2 separate regions of the Homo sapiens genome follow, and region 2 is linked to region 1. The links are chromatin contacts, found by Hi-C in ENCODE. All regions are on one chromosome and are shown on one strand. Each heading gives the region's core, a stretch centred on a gene start or an enhancer-like site at or near the end of the contact. The rest is flanking DNA. Distances are from core to core; before and after follow the strand shown. Region 1 overlaps NOS1AP (nitric oxide synthase 1 adaptor protein). Region 2 overlaps RGS5 (regulator of G protein signaling 5).

Region 1 (2,700 bases), core at 22-2,521:
TGAGTATCTCTATCTGAAATGCTTAGGACTACAGGTGTTTCAGATGTTAGAGTTGCCTATTTGCATATATATGAGATATCTTAGAGATGGGACCCATGTGTAAACATGAAATCCATTTATGTTTCATGTGTACCTTATATAGCCAAAGGTAATTTTACATAATTTTGTGCATGAAACAACATTTGTGTACATGAAACCATCAGAAAGCAAAGGTATCAAGAGTGGAATTTTCCACTTGCGGTGTCATGTCGGTGCTCAAAAAGTTACCGATCTTGGAGCATTTCAGATTTTGGATTTTCAGATTAAGGATGCTCAACCTGTATTAACTGATTTATCATCATAACTAAGAGGTAGTTACCAGGAATTGCGGGGAAGGGAGAGATGTAGGTCAAAGGATACAAAGTTGCAGGTATGTAGGATGAATAAGGCCAGAACTCTAATGTACGACACGAGGATTCTAGTTAATAATATCATATTCACAATCTTTGCTAAGAGAGTAGATGTTAGGTGCTTTTCTCACATTAAATAAAAAAAGTTTTATTTTCAAAAAAGGTCTATTTTGCCAAAAGGCTCCAAGCCCTTTCCCATGTTGGACTGTCTGCAGCTGGGGGAGGAGGGTCACCTCCAGGGGAACAGGGTCTCACCCAGGAAACCCTCTCCAGAAGGAGTCAGAGAAGCAGTATAGGGCACAACAGGGCAAGTGCCACAGGGGCAGTGGCTCCACCTGGCTTGGAGTCCCAGGGATGGCCAAGGGCAGCTGCTGCCAAATGATACAAAAGACAAAACTCCCCCAGGGAGGGAACAGTAGTAAGAACAGGGAAGAAAGAAAGACAGGCACAAAGAGGGAGAGAGGGAAGAGGCACACAATGAAAGTGAGCAACATCATTGAAAGCACTGCTGAAAACGATGAAAAGACATGACAAGACAGCACTTTCCAGCTCCTCAGAGTAAACATGTTTTTTCTGCACAACGGAGGGCCTGCTGACGTGTCAGGTGGGGCAGCTCCACTGGAAAGATAAACATTGCACTAAATGAAAAGCTCCCAAACATGAAGGTGAGATTCTCGTAAAAAAAACAACAGCCAACAGTTCAACTCTGGGCGCTCAAGGTGTGCCATTAGGCAACAATCTTAGTAGAGTCAAAAATGCTCTGGGAGAAGCATTTACAGTAAGAAGAAACACATTCCTAGCAGTTTATAGACAGTGAAAACGTGTGTGGGGCTGTAAAAAGGAAGTGACTAATGGGCTAGGCAGTAAACAGCCTTCCTTGATAAGAAAACATTTCCAATCCCAGAACCAAATGCTAATTCCAAATGCTCAGACTCAAAGTATGGTTTAGCTTCATGGCCTCGGCACTACACAATAACCAGAGGGCGTCCAGTTAATCATTTCACTTGGACCCGTCATAAAATCAGTACTGGAGAGGCCTTGTCTAGCTCCCTCACTGTACAGATGAGGTCATGTATTCTGGAGTCTGCATTGGAAAACTTAATAAACAGTGGGTACTTATAACATTAGAAAACTCGATAAACAGTGGGTACTTACGGAGAGCATATTATATGCTAGGCATTATGCTGCTTTACATACATTCTCTCACAATACCAGAGAGATGAGAAAACGAAGCTCCAGAGAGAGCATGAAATTTGCCAAGGATTAGCCAGCTGAAAGGTGGTAGAGTCAGGATTCAAGTCCCAGTGGTTCCAGTGCTGGAACCCAAACCCTCAGTGGCTCCTCTAGCCCATGGCTCCAACTCTCTCTCCATCATGCCATTCTGTCTCTTCATTTCTGTGGTTGTTAATTTTATGTGTCAACTGGGCTAGGCCACTACCATACCAAGGTATTTGGTCAAACATTATTCTAGATGTTGCTGTGAAGGTATTTTTTTAAGTGAGATTAACATTTAAATCAGTAGACTCTGAGCCAAGCCGATTACTCCCCCATAAGGTGGGAAGACCTCATCCAATCAGTTGAAGGTCTTTTTTTTTTTTTCCCCTTTTTTGGAGTTGGAGTTTCGCTCTTGTTGCCCAGGCTGGAGTGTAATGGTGCGATCTCGGCTCACCACAACCTCCACCTCCCGGGTTCAAGCAATTCTCCTACCTCAGCCTCCCCAGTAGCTGGGATTACAGGCATGCGCCACCACACCCAGCTAATTTTTTGTATTTTTAGTAGAGATGGGGTTTCTTCATGTTGGTCAGGCTGGTCTTGAACTCCCGACCTCAGGTGATCTGCCCGCCTTGGCCTCCCAAAGTGCTGGGATTACAGGCATGAGCCACTGCGCCCGGCAAAGTTGAAGGTCTTAATAGAGCAAAGGCCGACCTACCTGGAGGAAGAGAGAATTCTGCCATATAGGCCCATGAGCCATCTCTGTCTTTCTCTTTCTTTATATGTCCCTAACACAATTTCCATCACCCCACAGGTCCTCTCCTCACCTACACGAGCAGGGGAGAGCCCTTGCTGCCTCCCTTTATATTATTTAACATATCCAGCCCATGCTTGATCTCCTTGCAGAGACTCAGTGCTCTGTTGGACATCTTAAACCTTGAAGAAACTATCCTGGGCCTGATGGGCTTTTTTAGAATGGACCCAGGCGTTTCTTCACATAGAATATCAATTCCATTTTTCTTAGGAAGAGTGGTATACGGAAGCCAAGCAGCTGAGGTCTCACGTATAGTAATGTGATTTGGGAAAACTATCTCCAAAA
Region 2 (2,711 bases), core at 47-2,546, 830 kb before region 1:
GGAGACTTCCTAGTCTGTTACTGCAGGTTACTTGTGATGGTCCCTTACTGAAAATGAGCTAACCTGGGGTAGCTGAGGTAACAGCTTGAACATAAAAATGAAAAGAGTTGTTATTAAGACAATCTGCTGAAGGGAAACGTTAGAACATATCAAGAGTTGAAAGGGTATAATAGATAAACGTGCTTTCTGTGAATATATTTGACACAAATGACATTGTCAGTTCCATCTTTTCAGCCATCTTATAGTTTGAAGGGGCTTATTATGTAATTAATCACTAATATGAGTGAAAGCCTAAAACACTGCTAGGGAATGATTCACTTGTGTTTAGAAACAGAGCTTTCATTTCTGAAGTCATATCATAACACATTAATACTACTACTACTATATATTCCTTAGCATTTTCTTCACCTTTTTATCATTTGGAGCACCCGAGGAGTATTTCATATTAACTAACCATAGAGTCATTTTCCATCATGTATCATATATTAATTATATAAATCAAGTAAGAAAATAAATACATGTTTTAACATGATATCACACTATTACTAAACTTCTCTTTCATATGCTGTTAAAGCACAAGCAATGAGTGAATTTTCTGTAGTTCAAACTGAAGTAGGTAAATTCAGAAATAGGGTAGATGGTAGATGCCAAAATGATAGATTCTTTCCACCACAATCACCCGGCACTGCCTTTCTCTGCAGTTAAGAGTCCATCTTGATTTTAGGGGCCATGCTGAGGATCCTGGCAAGTTGAGGATTTCAGCCCCAGAACTGAGCCGACTTTCCACTAGCATATTCTTATACTCCCGCTAAGGGTTTTCAAGATCATCCATTACCCTGTCTCGGAGCCACCTACAAGGAGCAAACTCCACTGATATGAAGTTTTAAATGAGCAGCCAGGAAGAAAGCTGTTCCAGCTTTCAGCAAAATGCATTCTCCCTCTTGATAGGCCCGCGCAGGGACCCTCTGGGCCCTCTTCCCTCTGTCAGTCTCTGCTGGGTTCTACCTCTCAGATTAGTTCTCAGCTGCACGGAACTCAGAGGAGCTCCTCTCTCCTCTGGTCTCTAATCCGGCAAATGTCTTACTCTCGGCTGTGGACATTGACGGCTAGCGAGTGTTTTAGAAGCTTGTGTTTCTCTTTCCTGGGTATCTATTCCAGACATGTTCTTTTTAGTCCGTGGAAAGAAACCTCGTAGTGTTTCTTCAGAAGGAAGCAGCCTGGAACCAATCTGCTCTTTGCTCAGTTCTTTGCTAATGCTCACGCCTTCCCACAGCCAGCAGGGGGCATCTGCGACACGGATTTAAATTGCATTGAATTTAAATTGGATTATCCGATGTTAGGACACCTCTTTTGGAAATGTGTTGTAAAAATCTTGCCTTATGCTTCTCAACTCTCCTCCCTCTCTTCTTCCTTCTCGCTGTTCCTGACATATGTCTGGCGTCTACAGCGAAACCTGTTTGTGATTGCCGAAAGCCTTTCAACCACAGGAATAGCCTATGCCCCAGGGCTACTTCTGTTTCTTTTAAATCCTGAAAAATTATGGTCTTATAATTGATTCTTTTCAGATTGCTAGTGATTGCAATTATCCTCCCTGCCTCTTCTCATCAGCATATGTCCTATATAATATGAGGAACTAAATGCCCCACTTGACCATTCTCAATCTCTTTCAAGGACAGAAATTGAATTCACTTACTTTATAGTGCTTATAGTCATTTAATGGTGTTACCTCTGTCCAGTTAGCAAATTAGAGACATCTTAGTCCTCCGTGACTCATTCTAAGCTGCACTCCAATATTTCACCTACTCCACCCCAAAATGCAGCTTTACTATAACCTAGCAATTCAGTTCATTCATTCATTTGCTCATTCATCAATTTACATGGCAAATCTTTATTGAATGCTATTAAATGCCAGGCCCTGTGCTAAGTGCTGAAGCTGTAATTGTGAACTAAACAAATGTTCACTCTGCTCTTGGGGACCTGACACTTTAATGGGAGAGATAGACAATATTCGCATATACATATACATATGGAGATATAAATGCCAATTGAAAAATGCCATGAATGGAAAATTCAGAGGGCTCTGAGGATATATTAGGAGCAGTTTTTAGGTATATAATATCTCCCATTGCACATTGGGAAGTTAGGGCTCCTTGAGGTTACAGTCTATGTTTGTTTGTTTGTTTATTTATTTATTTAGAGATGGAGTCTTGCTCTGTTGTCCAGGCTGGAGTGCAGCGGCATGATCTTGGCTTACTGCAACCTCCACCTCCTGGGTTCAAGCAATTCTCTGCCTCAGCCTCCCGAGTAGTTGGGATTACAGGTGCCTGCCACCACGCTTGGCTAATTTTTTTTGTATTTTCAGTAGAGATGGGGTTTCACCATCTTGGCCAGGCTGGTCTTGAATGCGTGACCTCATGATCCACCCACCTCGGCCTCCTAAAGTGCTGGGATTACAGGCATGAGCCACTGTGCCAGGCCTACGTTCTTTTGTTTTTATACTCCACCTACCTTCATCAGTGATTGGAAAAATATCTGCTATACAGTTTACATATATGTGTTTTATATTCAATTGTTCCAAGTGTCTCTGAAGCGAGAAACAACTCTGTAACCCTTGAAACACCTAGTATAAGATTTTATATATAATTGGTTCTTCACACATTCTGGTGGAATATAATTGTATTTCTCAAAATTTAACCATGTTTCTGTTTTTA

Evidence for each region. A loop is a pair of places that touch in the nucleus more often than their neighbours do. Pooled maps may share reads with other maps.
Region 2: a loop to region 1 is called in a map with no recorded cell type, with 6 times the contacts of the local background. The contact joins two enhancer-like sites. A Hi-C loop is called at or near these places in 9 of 37 single-sample maps with no recorded cell type and 10 of 50 pooled maps.

Annotation. Positions count from the first base shown.
Region 1 is chr1:162,348,487-162,351,186 of GRCh38, reverse strand. The region is part of intron 6 of NOS1AP (nitric oxide synthase 1 adaptor protein); the gene reads right to left. Among named protein-coding and RNA genes, the nearest start is that of MIR556, 7.3 kb to the right of the region's middle. Within about 2 kb of position 1,271, at least 9 of the 41 ENCODE cell types and tissues checked have a DNase peak (open chromatin) inside an H3K27ac peak, as active enhancers do.
Region 2 is chr1:163,173,561-163,176,271 of GRCh38, reverse strand. The region is part of intron 1 of RGS5 (regulator of G protein signaling 5); the gene reads left to right. The region is part of intron 2 of RGS5-AS1 (RGS5 antisense RNA 1); the gene reads right to left. Among named protein-coding and RNA genes, the nearest start is that of RGS5-AS1, 13 kb to the right of the region's middle. Within about 2 kb of position 1,296, at least 9 of the 41 ENCODE cell types and tissues checked have a DNase peak (open chromatin) inside an H3K27ac peak, as active enhancers do.